Linked DNA regions of Homo sapiens: region 2 is linked to region 1. Evidence: chromatin contacts called from ENCODE Hi-C or POLR2A ChIA-PET data. All regions are on one chromosome and are shown on one strand. The core of a region is the stretch at or near the end of the contact, and the rest is flanking DNA. Distances in the headings are between cores, read along the strand shown. Region 1 overlaps LOC124902789 (a long non-coding RNA gene). Region 2 overlaps LOC124902787 (a long non-coding RNA gene).

Evidence for each region. A loop is a pair of places that touch in the nucleus more often than their neighbours do. ChIA-PET counts read pairs that join two places held with the same protein, here RNA polymerase II (POLR2A). Pooled maps may share reads with other maps.
Region 2: a loop to region 1 is called in a map of natural killer cell, with 7 times the contacts of the local background. The contact joins two enhancer-like sites. A Hi-C loop is called at or near these places in 11 of 168 maps with a recorded cell type or tissue (CD4-positive, alpha-beta T cell, CD8-positive, alpha-beta T cell, GM12878 and 7 more), 35 of 37 single-sample maps with no recorded cell type and 23 of 50 pooled maps. POLR2A ChIA-PET finds 5 or more read pairs at or near these places in 17 of 52 experiments (CD4-positive, alpha-beta T cell, CD4-positive, alpha-beta memory T cell, GM12878 and 10 more).

What each region holds. Positions count from the first base shown.
Region 1 is chr11:128,417,942-128,425,458 of GRCh38, forward strand. All of the region lies in intron 1 of LOC124902789 (a long non-coding RNA gene), which reads left to right. Among named protein-coding and RNA genes, the nearest start is that of MIR6090, 100 kb to the right of the region's middle. RefSeq lists enhancers at 4,386-4,886, 6,893-7,187. Within about 2 kb of position 4,917, at least 4 of the 41 ENCODE cell types and tissues checked have a DNase peak (open chromatin) inside an H3K27ac peak, as active enhancers do; they include CD8-positive, alpha-beta T cell, where a contact is called at or near this core.
Region 2 is chr11:128,299,900-128,307,416 of GRCh38, forward strand. LOC124902787 (a long non-coding RNA gene) reads right to left here. Exons shown (of 2, transcript XR_007062946.1): 2 at 2,428-4,576. Among named protein-coding and RNA genes, the nearest start is that of LINC02098, 95 kb to the left of the region's middle. RefSeq lists a silencer at 2,740-2,829. Within about 2 kb of position 2,737, at least 6 of the 41 ENCODE cell types and tissues checked have a DNase peak (open chromatin) inside an H3K27ac peak, as active enhancers do; they include CD8-positive, alpha-beta T cell, where a contact is called at or near this core.

The DNA of each region.
Region 1 (7,517 bases), core at 3,667-6,166:
TAATGCAGTTGCATAAAGCAGTAATGTTAATTAGTCAAAGCAACTTTTTTAAAATCAGTAGTTCTATGCACATGTGACACCACCTTGGTAAAAAGAGCTTTAGAAATTTGAAGAAAATTTTGAGTTGTCCCAATATCGAGAGGGGATGCCACTGTCACTTATTGTGAAATAGCTAGGGATGCTAGATGTCCTGCAACGTGTAAGGCATTCTCATGCAGTGAAAAATTGCCCCACATTCTAACTGGTCTTCAAATGTCCCTCCATACATTTATGTGGATGAAAACTATTTAAACTTATCTGAGCCTAACACTTAATGCCATTTACATATAAACACCTAGGATCTAGTTTTTGTACAGTTTAAATACATGATTTTGTACAGTTTGAATTTTTGCAACTGTTATGTAAATCAAAGAAAGATTACGTTTTGTCTCATATGGAAATTTAACAAGCTTCATTTATCATTGTGAAAAATCATGTTACCAGTGGAAGTACCACTTTTGGTATTTGAATACCCATTGCAATACACCCATCAGATGTGGGACTATCATCTCAAATATTTCCTCCGTAACGGATTTTCCAGAAAAACCTTTTCTCCAGATGTGTTCAAACCCTAGTCTATCCTGCTTCCATAAACACTAAATACAACCTCAATTACACTTATCAACTTGGTTTATAATTTTTGTTTATATATTCATGTCTCAGCTTTTAAACTGAGAACAACTTAAGAGCAAGGACTATGCCCTATTTATTCTTATATCTTTAGAATCTTAGACAGTACCCAATATATAGAAGGTATTTTATAAGTGTTTAGTGAATCCATTCATTCATTCTTGCTTTCATTTTATAAAAAATATTTATTTTGCACTTACTATGTACAAAACACAGTGCTAGATGATAAAAATATTGCAGTGAGCAAATCAGATATGGATATTAATCTTATGGAGCTTAAACTTTAATCAGGAAGAAAAAAAGCATCAGTTACCAATTTTTAGCTTCTATAGAATTATCCTAAATGCCACAATTAATAAGTACAAGATGTCCTTTTCGGGTATGAATGAAGAAATGAGGCCTAGGCTGGAAGAGAAATAGAAAGCGATATTTAAGTGTATCAGGTATCTATTGCTTCATAGTAAGTAGACCTCAAAGTGGCTTAAAATAACAACGATTTAATTATCATTTACAAGTCTGTGGATCAATTAAGAGGTTCTGCTGATCCAACCCCAGCTCTAATCTCAGCTGTGCTTCCTTATGAGTTTATGGTCAGCTGGGAGTTGGCTGGTCTGGGACAGCCTCAGTCAGGATCCTCCAGCAGACTAGCCTGGGCTTTCTGGGTAATGGTGGGGTTCAAAGAGAGTAAGCCCAGGCCTGCAAAGCCTTCTGAGACTCAGAATTGGCACAGTCACCACTCTGCAGCATTTCATTGACCAAGGCAAGTCACAAGGCCAGCCCAGATTCACAGGGTAGGAAAAGAGACTTCACCCCTCGGCCATGGAAGGAGCTGCAAAGTCACATTTTAAAGAGGGTAAGAGTGTAGACACAGGAAGGGGTGGCCATTGTTGTAATCAGCAGCACCAAGTTAAGGCGTAAAGAAGGGATAGGAGTCAACCAAACAGTTAGCTGAAGAGAACTGTGGTCAGCATGTCAAGGCCCTGAGGCAAGAAATAGCATGCAGTCGTCCAGAAGGCTAAGAAAGCCAGAGCGGCAGCATGCTGAGAGTGAGGGGTGAGTTGTACAAAATGAGGCTGGTAAGAAGGAAAGGGTCAGATGTTGCAGAGCCATGTAGTGTGGGCCTTGTTGCGATTTTCATCCTTTATCTGAAGAAATGTTTTAAGCAGGAGAGGGAGATGATTAGTTATTTAAATTTTCTCCAGTGATACCAATGTGCAACCAAGGTTGAAACTCTCTGTGTAAAAGAAAGGCACAACTTAGGAAGTTGTTATTACTTGTTATCCAGGTGAAAGACGACAGTAGCTTGAATGAGTGTAGTTACTTAGTGAATGAATGAATAAATAAAATTAAACTCCAAGGGAGAGATTTAGGATCCACAGGAAGACTGCCTTGTTTCAAATCACAGCTCCAGCACCCACTAGCTGTACTTGCTGGGGAAACCTCAGTACATTCTTTCATCCCTTTGTGCCACAGAGCCTTCTTTCCCAAAACGGAGATAGCAATAATACCTACCTTAGCAGTGCATTATAAAAACTAATGCATTAATGCTCATAGAGCAGTTATCATCATGCCAGGCAAATGATAGGCACTCCATAAACGTTAACTACTGTGATTGTTGTTAAAAGGATGATGTCTGAGGCAGTACAGTATCTCATGCAGAAAAGCTCTCATCCCAAAATGAATCTCTATTCTAATCCCAACTATACCCTGTAGCTCTGACTGTGCTCATGTGGTTGCAATTAAGCCAAAGCCCAAGGTGGGACCAGATACTGTCCATTTCATCTCGGCTTGTCATCCATCCTCCTCAGGTCTGCCTGGTGCTCTGACATCTGGCTTCCACTCATCTGGGGGAGGACAGGGAGAAGCCAGACAGCCATGAATCCTGCTGTCTGCTCACAAATTCGCAGTCTAGGGAGGGCTAGGGGGAGTTGCTGTCAGGGGATATGTGTAGCTCAGTAGCAGAGGCTGATGCCCTTGGGCTGTGCCAGGACTGGGGGTCAACTAAAATCCTTCCGGAGACTGCAGAACCCAGTCGTGGCCTGGCTTTCCCTAAAAACTCCCCAGCGACTAAAGGTGAAACACCTTAGAAGCAAGGAGGGCCATCGGAGCCTGAACCTGAGCTGTTTCCATGTGTGCGTACAGCCTTGTGGGAACAGAGGGAGAGCTCCGTTCTCAAGAAAGGCCATCATACGTAATGAACTGTTTTGACCAAATTACATACTTAAAATATGGCCTAGAACAAAGGCAGAACACTAATGAATCAGAGTGGTGAGGGTCTTTGAGTGGTAGAATTAGAAATGCTTTTACTTTTTTCTTTTTTGCCTTTTTGATAATAAGCATACCATTTTAACAATCAAAACAGTGGAAATTTACAAATGAAACTCTAAGTATGTCAGGGAGTTCCCCTCATTCTTAGCCCGTGAGTTGCTTCTTATAACCCTATAGTTTAATTCCAGAGAAAAAAGGTTTCAAGTAGAGCCAATCTCAGTTTACTTCACTTAGGGAGATTAGACACATACGTGACCCCAGCCAAGCCACCACAAAAACGCCCCCAGCTCTTGCCCCATATCTCCTACACGTCAGCTCTGGCCACTTAAAATTTCTCTTGCCTATTGCTTAGGACAATTGGCCAAGATCTCACTGGTGATGTAAAAGTTGAGTTGAATCTTAGATGAGACACAGAGTGCTACTTACTACATATAAAGTACTTAGCATAGTTCCTGACTAAAGAGAGATTTGAAGAAATGTTATTAGCAGGATTTCAGTCTTTCTCGCCAGAACACACTTGATGTTGACTGAGATCCCTGAGCTCTGGTCCTCTGCCTGATGTGAAACATAAACAAAATTAAAAGGAAGTCAGATAATAAAAACAGACCCTTGCTAGAATGTCCCTTGTTGAAGTCACCTAGGTGCTATTGGTAGATACAAAGTGTTTTATGAGCGATGCTGGTAAGAGCTCTTTTCCAAGTTATCTCCCCAGGCACCTCTGCCTGAAATTGGTGGTGGTTACAAGCAGAGTTTTGAAGAAAGACCTGGGTCTGGACCCTCTCTCCCCTGCTTACAGTTGTGGGATTCCAAAAAAGCTACTGTCTCTGTTTCTTATCTGGCGCTGGGGCAATGACTCCTGCCTTACACAGCCATTGTGTGAATACTAATCCATGATGTCATACCGCACATGCCCAAGAGCAGGCAGGAGGCCCTCTCCCTCACTTCTTCCAGGCTCTGATGGAATGGCAGCTTAGTAACAGCCTTGCTGTAGTCACCCCGTATTCAGCAGAGGCTCTCCTCCAGCCCAACACATATGCACAAAGGCTCTCCCCAGCCTCCTGCCCTGCTTCACCATTCCCCAGTGTCTTTATCTCCACCTGAAGTTTCACATGTACTTGTCTGTCTCTCCGAAGAATTTAAGTGCCACGAGGGCACGGTGGTTTATTCACCTCTTTAATAGTAGCTGGCATGCAGTAGGCACTCTGTAGGCATTTGGAATTAATGAATAAGTAAATACCTGGATTAATTAACTAGTATTTCAAGGGAGAGTGGGATCCTTGGGAAAGAAGGATAGATTACACCACAGTTTGCTATAGAAGGATGCCTAAGATTGGTCTTTGTCAGTTAATTACTCACTGATATAACATTGGCTAGTCAGTTGCTCTTGAGCCTCAGTTTTCCATATCTAAAAAAGAGACAATGTCACTTACCATACTTACCTCAAACAGCTAGATGGAGGATAAATCTCAAACATGGGAATAAGTCTGCTTTGAACACTGTAACTCACCATGTAAAAATGAGAATTTGGATTTTTTTAAGAAACTTAGCAGTTAATTTCCTGGGTAATATCCTAATAGAGAAATGTCCCACGTGGTATGGGACAAAGGAGAATGCCTCATTTGGATCCACATCTGATTTTAAACCTTGCTGCATCAACCTGACCCACCCAACACAACTTCACTCCCTTGGTCCCAGATTGGCAGGCACACAAGCCCTGAGGACAGTATGGCTTCAGGTCTCCCATCCGCCCTGTCAAGCAAGACGCGCAGCTTGGCACAGCCAGCCCTGTAGCCAGCCCAGGCCTCGTAATGGGATACAGAGCTCGTCGCTAGGTGCAGCAGAGTTTGCATCAGGCGTTGTCACTGTCTGGTGGTTGCCTGGTGACCCTAATGGAAAATGAGTGGAGGCAGCCCCTACCACAGAAACCACTCCCTCAGCTGGCAGGCTTGTCGGAAAGCCCAGTGCCATGGGAGGGGGAGGGGCTGCCACAGAGGAGCTGTCACCCAGGCGCCCTGTGTAGGTGGTGGCAGGGACGGGGAGAGAAGGGCGCAGAGCCACAGGAGGGCTCAGCAGTGGTGTCTGCTCTCCCTTCTGCATGAATTGTTGCTCATAAAAGATGGGTGAGCCCAGCACAGTAACTAATGCTTATCCCCAGGCCCAAATTTAGGTAAAAGCACACAAAAAGTCTCATCAGTGGTCAATGCTCCACAGCTCCAAACACAGGAAGGTGCATTCTCAAGCTGTTATGAGAAGCTCACTCAAGCTGATGGTATTGACAGCCACAGCCCCCATGCAGGGAAGGCTGGACCCGACACCTGCCCACGAGAAGCAGCATACCTGGGACTGGAGGGACTTCCTGGCCTATAAGAAGAACACTAAGAGGGGAGGAGGACTCGGGCTGATTGGGAAAACAGATGGTGAGCTCCATCCGTGGGAAAATAAATGACAGCGTGCATTTAAGAGGTTGAGCCCCAGAGCCAAGCCTGCTGAAATGCCAGCTTATCAAAAGCACAGGAGCACTGTGTGCTAGACGCTCTATCATACTCTCTTCCATCCTGGTTTCTCTTAATCCCAAGATAATGTCTGTAGGCATTGGAAAGTCTTGCTTGAGAGACGAAGAAATGTAGGCTCAGAGAGGTTGAACAGTTTGTCTGAGGTCACACAGCTACTCAATCACAGGATTTAACACAGGCTTTTCTGCTTTCAAGTCTAACATTCCTTCTCCTAACATCGTGGGAGAAAGTGATTTTCCACCAGCATACCAACTGTCTTTCTCTCCTCTATTCCCTTTCCCGAATATCTGGCAAGTAACATTCCCCAATTCAATATTATCTTTTTATGATCTTGAGAAATCAAGAATTAAGTTCATTGATTTATTTGTTTGTTTATTCATTTATCCATCCAAAAACCTATTTATTGAGTAGCTACCAATTCCAGGCACCAAGCTAGGTGCTAGGGAGTCCACAGTGAACAGATGTGGTCCCAGTCCTCAAGGAAATTGGAAGATATTTATTTAGCCCTCTAAAAGATAGTTTACAGAATTGTGAAGCAGCTTAGCACAAAAGATATACCAATTACCCACCTTTGTACTGTGTCTCCCCATCACTATTCCTCCTGTGTTTAGAAAGAAACACGATCTCCATTTTATTCCATTCTCCTCTATTCAAATCACTTCCTAAGCAGCATGTCAGTGACATTTCCAATCCTGCTAGTGATTAGTGTCTGTCCAATGAAATGGTGATGAGGTTATAAAAAGTAACAAATAACTAATATTGTGTAAATACTGTGTGTGTCTATATATATATAGACACACATATATATATACATATATATACATATATATATATAGACACACACACATATATATATATATGCCGAAGGTCATTCAATGAATTTGTTACCGTCACTACATAATGGGTTGAGTGCAACGAAGAATGGCTGAGGCTGCAGCTGAGCTCAGTCTCATTCATGAGAGCCTGAGTCCTGGAGGCCCTGCCAGGAGTTGGGCCCTCCCTGTCTGCCTCCAGGCCTCAGTTTGGAGCGGTCCTCAGGTTTCTGGGTGCTTCACTTCATTTGTACTTGGCCGAAGACAGTTTCCTGTTTCTAAGAAAAGACTGCTTGGATGTCTTTTGAGGGCCTTTGGACAGCAAATCCTGCTGGCCTGGGAGGGGCCGAGGGGCAGCACCAGGGGGAAGGGAAGCCACCAGGGAGGGCTTGTTCTCATTAACCCCTTCCAGCCCGAAGGTGTCCTGGAACTCACAGAGTGAGGCGATTGCAAACGTTTGTCAGATTGGATGAAAAATGAAGACAAGTTTATGCTTGGGCCAAATATGCCTGAATTATTTGAAGAACATCTGGATTTGCTTAGCCTAAATGAAAAGATCTTACATGACAAGGACTACAGAAAGGGACCTGTGCGTCCAGCACCTTGGAGCATCCGGAGAGACCCTGCCCTTTCTCTGTCTCCCGCTACAGCTCTCTCCAACTCTGCCTTTTCCTTCCAGCTTGGAGTCCCACAAATGGCTTTTCCAGTGATATCACACGCTGTTGCCATGGAGGCAGCTGTTATGGCCAAACAAAACTGTGTGACCTTCACCCTATGGCTTGCAACCTGTGGCAGAACATGGAAGGGAGTCACTCTGTGACCACAGGCCTCAGTGGAGCTCTCTGGGTACAAATACAAATGGAACTGCTGGGACACACTGTGGTGGGAACGGAGACCCTGTGACGGAGCTGGGAAACGCTTGGGAGGGTGGAGCAGCGCAGCCTCCTGCGGCGACAAGGCCATCCAGACCCTGATGTGAACAGCAGCTGCCTCTCCTCTGCCACTGCCAGTCCAGCCCCACCCACGCTGGACTCTGCTCCCCTCTCATCCAGCTCTCTCCAAGCCTTGGTGAGCCACAATTAACAGCAATGCTGGCAGTGGCTTACACAAGCTTTTGATGGGAGAAACGCTATGCTGAAGGTTATGAAAGCAGGTTCTGGAACCCTAGCCACCTGGGTTCTAATCTGGGTTCCACGACTCAACAGCAGTGTGGCTTTACAAAAGCCACTCGGGATCCCTAAAGCCTCAGTGTCCC
Region 2 (7,517 bases), core at 1,487-3,986, 120 kb before region 1:
AAGAACCAGCACTCAGGCCTGGACAGTCAGATCTTAACCTATAAGCACCACCACTTTTCAGGGACCCAAGAATGAAAAAAGGACAAGAGTTTGGAGTTATTTCACTTCAACCTTAATATCACCAATTAAGGAAATGAAACATTCATTGAATAAGAACAAGAATGTTTTCCTTTACCAATGGAGACATTTTAAAGTAAGAATTGCACTTAGTTTCTGTCCCAATAGGGTTGCCAGCCATAAGTTTATGGTGTGGTTATCATATTTCAAAAGATTTTAGTGGAAAGATCTATGGGAAAACTGTTGAGTGGAGAAATCAGCTGTGTTTTGCCTATCAAGATGACACTACTGACCCAATGCAAGTTAGGCTTCTATGCTAAGTAATTTTTCTAGTTGTGTTGACAAGTTGTCTTGAACCATCCAAGCCTCATCTTTTCTTCCCTGTTGATTAGTTGGGGATGAGAGACAGATGATCTTGGTCTTTGGAGAAGTGTTTTATTTTCTTGTATTCAAAACTAAATAACCCAAATGAGGCAGCTTTGCCCTCACTAATTTTGTGTTTGTACCCACTGAACCATCCTCTTGCTTTCATAGGAATGAAGGAAAAGAACAATTTTGTGATGGTAGCTGGAAGCCTCCCAGGTATGGAACTTGAGCAAAATGCTTCTAGGAAGCATTTGGAGAAAGATAACAGCAGGTAAAATGCCAGTTAGAGGGTCCACTTATAAAGAAGAAGTCACAATTTTGATGTTTTCACCCAGCTTTTCTGTGGTCTCTTTTTAAAAAAATAAAAATACATACTTTTGATAACTTACTTTCTCTTAAGTGATAAAGTTCATGTAACTCTTGATGAGGTAAAATATATCCTAGGATAATATTATTCTAACCTGATTCTAAATCGTATGTTTTTTAAAAAAAATGTTGTAGTGTTAGTCAACTTTGGAGATCTAATCAATATAGACAGCTCTGAGGAGTAGATCACTTCCCCTACATTTTTCTTATTTTTTTTAAGAGCAAGTGTTCTTAAACTATTAGGAAGGTGTGTGTCATGTCATTTTTCATCTGTAGCCACATTTCCTTTGAAATTAAAAGGAGATAAAAGTCCCATCTGTATACTGCTAGCAGAAAAAAATTGCCATGAACTTTCCCCAAAGACATTATGAAAAGCCTTAACAACAAGCATACGTGAGAAAACAGCACACAAAAACCTTGGAGTCAACCTAAATGTCCATTAATACATAATATGTATATAAATAAATACAATAAAATAATATATAGCTGTGAAAAATAGAGAATAGTTAAATAACATAGAAACATGGCCATACTGCACTGTTGAGTGAAATAGCAACTTGCAAAGCAACAATATGTTAGCCCAGTTTATAAAAACAAAAATACATGTGTGTATATTTGTGTGATATGTGTTGTGATACGTGTAGAGAAGGACAAACTCAAAAGATTCATACAAAGCATACCAAGACAGTTTTTTCTTGGTTGTAAGACTGTATGATTTTCAGGCTCTTTTTTGTTTTGCATTAAATTTTGACTATAAAATGTAAAATAAATCCTTGAAAATCAATATTTTAAATTTTATTTCGCAGTACTTGCACTTCACTGTAATTCTTGGTGTTGCTATAAAGCTGGTTATATTTACTACTATAATTGATTCTCAACATTCTGTCCCATATTCAATTCTATGTAATGATTCTTATTCTGACCAGGCCTTTTAATAAAGATGGTTGCCATCTGGCCAGTTGTATCATTTAAGTTTTATCTTCTGCTGCTGATCATCATTAAGCTTTAAAAACCAATACTTTCATTAATATTTATACTTTTTTAAATTTTTTCAAGGTACAATAAATCATTAATTAGCCCATCTTCACGGTATGTTTTCCCATTTCCTGGGCTATGTGATTTCAGTCTAGCTGCAGTGTCTTCAAACTGCACCTCCTAAAAGCAACAGAATGATTCAACTGAACAACTATTCAACTATTACTTGACTATCCACAGGTGCAAAACATGACACCAGGAAGAGTGGGAACGACACCAATAAACAAAAATGAGCCCCTGATGTCAAGGAGCTCAGTCTAGGGAGCAAGAAAAACACAGGCATAAGTAATCCCAATGCAATGATTTGAAAAGCAGTAGACAAGCACTCATTCCAATTCCTAAATGCATTCTGCACCTCTGCCAACTTCTTACAAAATGCCCATTTGCTTTATTCTTATTGACATATTACAGATTGGAAATGTCTCAGAAAGGGAAAGCATGATACTGTACATCTTCAATAGACATAAATGCTCAGAAAGCAGGGACCTGCTTATATTTTCCTATGATGGTGACTTATTAACTAAAATCCAACCCACCCGTTTGGGAACCAAATTAGATAAGTTATCTCTTTGTGTCATCCCAGTTCACTGGCTCACCACTCTCTGGACATATAAACACTCTGTTTTATTTCGCAGATGAGGAAATTAGAAGACGGGGGAAACTGCAGCTTGTCCTTTTCTCCTCAAAAGCCCATTTCAAAGTCCACATTCGATTGCGGGATTACGCTTAAGAGGTGGGCTTCAGATCTTCAGTTACTTATCCAGCTGCAGGATGCCCTGCACTCCAGTAGGTGTTTAGAGTTTGAGACTGGACAAGTGAAGAGTCTCAAGGCAGAGCTGACTCCACCTACCGTTACACTGTTGAGCAGATGAGAAAACCAGGCTTAATGTTTGTTACCAGTGTCTCTTCCTATTTCTTACTGTGTGACAATGATCGGTATCTGGTTGCCTTAGAGACTGTCAGACCTGGCATCTCTGCGTATCTGCAGAACACTCAGTGGTTTCTGAAAACAGGTGTGGCCTGGTTGAGTGTAGCATAGCCACAAGTTTTTTTTTTTTTTTCTTTTTTTTTTTTGTTTAGGTTGCTTTGACTCTGGTGGCTTTTACCAACTTTCCAAATGTCACTCCCTCTACCTCAGGGGCTATTTGTCAAAGTTATTGGTAAACTAGTTTCTTACCTGTTTTTTCTCTTTATTTTAAGAGATAAAATACTAGATAGAAAAAAAAAGCTTACTGAAGCAAAAACTGGTTTTAAGTGACAATTGTGTGTTCGTTGTGGCTTGCACTTTGACAATTAGTTCTGGTCCTCTTGCTGATGGTGTGGCTTTTGAGGTAAATTGCATGAAGAAAACCAGTTCTCATTTGGTAAGCTCCAGTGGGTTGCAGAGTTGAGGGAGCTGATACTATCACCCACCACCATATATTTGGCCTTACTGGTATAGAGCTAATGACCAGTAAAGGTATTGAAAGTACATGGGTCAGATTAAGTAGGAAAAATAGACCCTATTCAGCTATGAACATTTCTCCAAAAAAAAAATGTACAAAAATGGAACTATTTGTAGAAAGTCTTAAAAATCAATGAATTTAGAAAAAGTTGGAGAAGCTGGGTATATTTTGAATAGAGAAGAGATAGTTTAAGGAAGTCAAGAGAGCTGACTTCAAATATTCAAAGAATAGCATGTGAATGCACAAATAACCATAATCTTTCAGGCCAAAAAAGTGGGCTGACGGCTTAAAAGGGGAAATAATTTGATCCCAAGAAGGCAATCCATTCTAACAACAAGAGCACATCTCACAGCAGTGGAACGGGTACCTCGAGACAATGAAAATTCCCATCTCAGGAGCCAACACCAGGTGGTGATTTGTCAGGCTTGCTAGGGAAGGATTCTTATAGCAGGAGGGAGATTGGATGAGACCTCTAAGGTCTTTCCCAAGTATAAGATGCTATCTATCTAATTAATTGTCAGTCAGACTCTTAGGGATTGTCCTGGGCTCTCATCTCTGTGTCGTTGAACTATAGATTCGCTTCTTCCTAACTGTGAGATAATTGAGTGGATTCACATCTTTAAGTCAGCATTCAGCAGAAAGCAGTGATGGTGGAGAGATAAATCCCCAGACTTTCCATCTGATTAATTGCTGTCCCAGAGCCTTGGTTTGGGAAGATCCAGGAGACCATGAGGTTCATCAGAGTTGAGAGTTAATCCCACATGAAATCAACCACTTGCTTCCCCTGAGAAAAAAATAATAATAATTTCCTTTTATTTTCTGGGTGTTTGGGTTTGAGAATGGGTTTGATCTTTAGTGTTTTTTTGTTTTGTTTTATATTTGTCTATGTTTGGTTTTAGGTCTGGAGTTCCAAAATGCAACATAATAAACACTTGCATGTCCAAAGCACTTTTGTCTGTTTTGCTGGTGAGAGTTGAAAGCAGACAATCTGCAGTCAAGTTTTGGTGTCAGATCAGTCCCCTGTGTAGCATGTAGTCTTGTGCATGCTGCTTTATTTTCTGGGTCGCCATTTTCTCATTTCTGAAATGGAGTAAGCACCGTTTTATAGGTTTATAAGAATCCAATGAGAAAATACATGTCAAGGTACTTTCTATGCTTTGAAGCACCTTTCAAATTTTAGTTAGGGTTATTTAAGTTTTCTGAACTGTGTGTTGTGGTCAGTGTAAGATATAAAAAGCTCTCTTCACTCCTTGCATTAGACATTTTTTTTTTCTCAGAAGTGACATTTCTTGATCTTCCCATAGGTTCTGTAGAAAAACAAATGATTGATTAGAACCATTGTTTTGGGTCTGCACTTGTAAGTAAAACAGAACATGAGTGAACACCTGGAAAATTATGTCTTTCTCAAACTTTCAACTCTAGGTTGGTATAAAATGACCAAATAGGCAAGCAGCAGGAACTATTGAGTTTCATTAAGCAAGGCTAACAACTAAGGTAATAAGCCTGGAAATTCACAGGAAAAGGAGATTCTCTCTATCAAACCCAAAGCTTTAAATCTTAGTGTTTATTAATGATTAGGATTTGACACCCCATAATTATTTTTGCTCTAGAGGGAAAATGTTCATAGAGAGTCCCTCGAACACCAGGCAGCAAAAGGAAACTCCCCCAGCAGAAGACAGAAAGCATTTCACAGAATGGGCTTAGCAGAGCTTCTCACGTGCTTGTGGAAAATAAAATGTGTGACCACACTGTACTAATAATCTCTACAAATAAGTATGTTGTTGCTTGATTCAGGCCTTGTGTGCATAACATTGTCTATATGTTTTGTTTTCTTTAAACAGAATCATAGAAGATAAGGAGCCACAAAGGTTCACTCTGTTTTCAAAGGTGCAGTCAAAATGTTACACTTCTAAACTGTGGCAACGAGACACACCCTGAAGAAAGAGAGCGTTACACCTTCACAAGAAAACAGAGAAACCAAGATACCTTGTGATGTCTTGTACATACCAAGAAAAATATGTCCTAACCTTGAAAGCCCATTTTGGGTGTGAGTGGAACCACATCATTACAAAACCAAAAAGCTGTATCTTTCTCATCCACTATACCCCTTCTTTTCCAAATGGACACCTGAGACTTTGAGCTACTTCATACAACAGAGTTTCACACTGGGACCTCCCACGTCTACCTGCATTTCAGGCCCGAATCTTTCCTGGCATCAGATTTATCATCAAGAACCTTTCTGTGGTTCATTTCTTGGGGCACAATTCTCTCGTGATGGGGACTAATCCCGTCAAATCATCCATTTTTGTTAACATTAATTGTGATATCCATTCCAGGTATCTGCTTTGTGTATAAAAAGGAAATTTCTGAAGATACAGCTTTATGTGAAAAGGAGTGATTTTAGTTGCAGAGGTTTCATACATAATGGGAGGCTGGTGAAAAAGATTATTCCTTGCTGAAAAACTCTGGAAAAATCATGCCATACAGAAAGCTGTCCACATGGCCTATGCATGGATTCAGTGCTGTGGGGGAAGGACATACTCTTTACACTTTTACAACTTCCTGATGTGAGTGGTTCACTCACAGGAAAAGGGGCAATGCCTTTGTACTGACACTTTCACCCCAAGTTTCCAGCCTGTGGAGTGGAAGGTAAAACTAAAGGCGGGGTAATCAGGCCATCATGAACAAAAATAGAAAATAGTGTCTTGGCATGCAAATACTGTGAATTTCATTTCTCTCTCTCCCTCTCTCTCTCTCTCTCTTTCTCTGCCCCCCATCCCCCAATCTTTTGAACAGTTCCAATGTTACTAGTATATAATTATGACAACTGGGCTTAAATTGAATACTAAGTTAATGCATTTTGACACTCTATTATTCATTAACTAAATTTCAGTTATTTAAGCATGAGATTAACAAACACTTTTGAGCATCTACTATATACTAGGCATTATGATGATTACTGGGGATATAGAGAGACCAGATGTGGTCCTTTCCCCAAGGAACTTACAGTCTACTGGACAGATAAAAATGAACAGTAAATGAAAATGCAGTTGCCCTGAACTCAGGGTACTATGGGAACTTATGGCAGAGATATCCAGTATAGTCTCACAGAGTCAGGAAAAGCTTCATGGAAGGCCATGATGTATGTGTTGAATCCTGAAAGAAACAGAACAGGAAAACCTGCAAAGAAAGACCAAGGATTTGCATTCTTGGCAATTAACCAGCCTAAAGGTAAGAGATATCAGGGTACCTGAGGGGAACTGTGAGTTTCCAGCTTGACCAGACACAAATAGATGAGGGAGAATTGAAAGACAAAGTCTGGAGAGAAAAGCACAGGGAAGATTAGATCAGATTTTGCATGTTTTTTGTATCATTTCCAGCCAAATGCCTGGTCGGATAGACCTTCTCAGAGGGTATGGCTTGAATGACTAAGGACACAGAATTATAATATTGTAAGGAATTTAGAAATAACTTAGTATTAACACCTACCCTCTGTGCATAAGTACTCTGTACAACATCCATACAGGTACCCAGAGCCTCTTCATTACCTTTGGAGGTAAATACCTCCAATGAGCAGGAACACACTATTTGGCAAAGCAGCGTTTTCCCTCCCAGTCTAAGAGCCTGTGATGTAACTGACCTTTCTTTAAGGAAAGATGATCTTATGGTCCCTGCCCTCAAGATGTTTACATTCTAATGATTGTGTGGCTTATCCATTAATCTGAAAAGAATCACAGATAAAGTAGATAATAACATAGACTAGGAATTAGCATTACCAGGTATTTCAGATTTGGGGATTTATTTCATCTTATTTCTGTGACTTAGGATATGATAGAGGACCAGATACAGTCCCTGCCATCAAAACCCTTACGATACAAAGGCCAAACATATAAGTAAGCATGTAGGCTGGGTGCGGTGGCTCATGCCTGTAATCCCAGCACTTTGGGAGGCCGAGGCGGCTGGACTGCCTGAACTCAGGAGTTCGTGACCAGCCTGGGCAACACGGTGAAACCTGGTTTCTACTAAAATACAAAAAAAATTAGCTGGGCATGGTGGTGTGCACCTGCAGTCCTAGCTACTTGGGACGCTGAGGCAGGAGAATTGCTCGAACTCAGGAGGCGGAGGTTGCAGTGAGCCAAGTTCAAACCACTACACTCCAGCTTGGGCGACAGAGTGAGACTCCATCTCAAAAAAAAAAAGAAAAAAGTAAACTTGTAAGGACACTTTATATAATTGATGTGTGTGAAC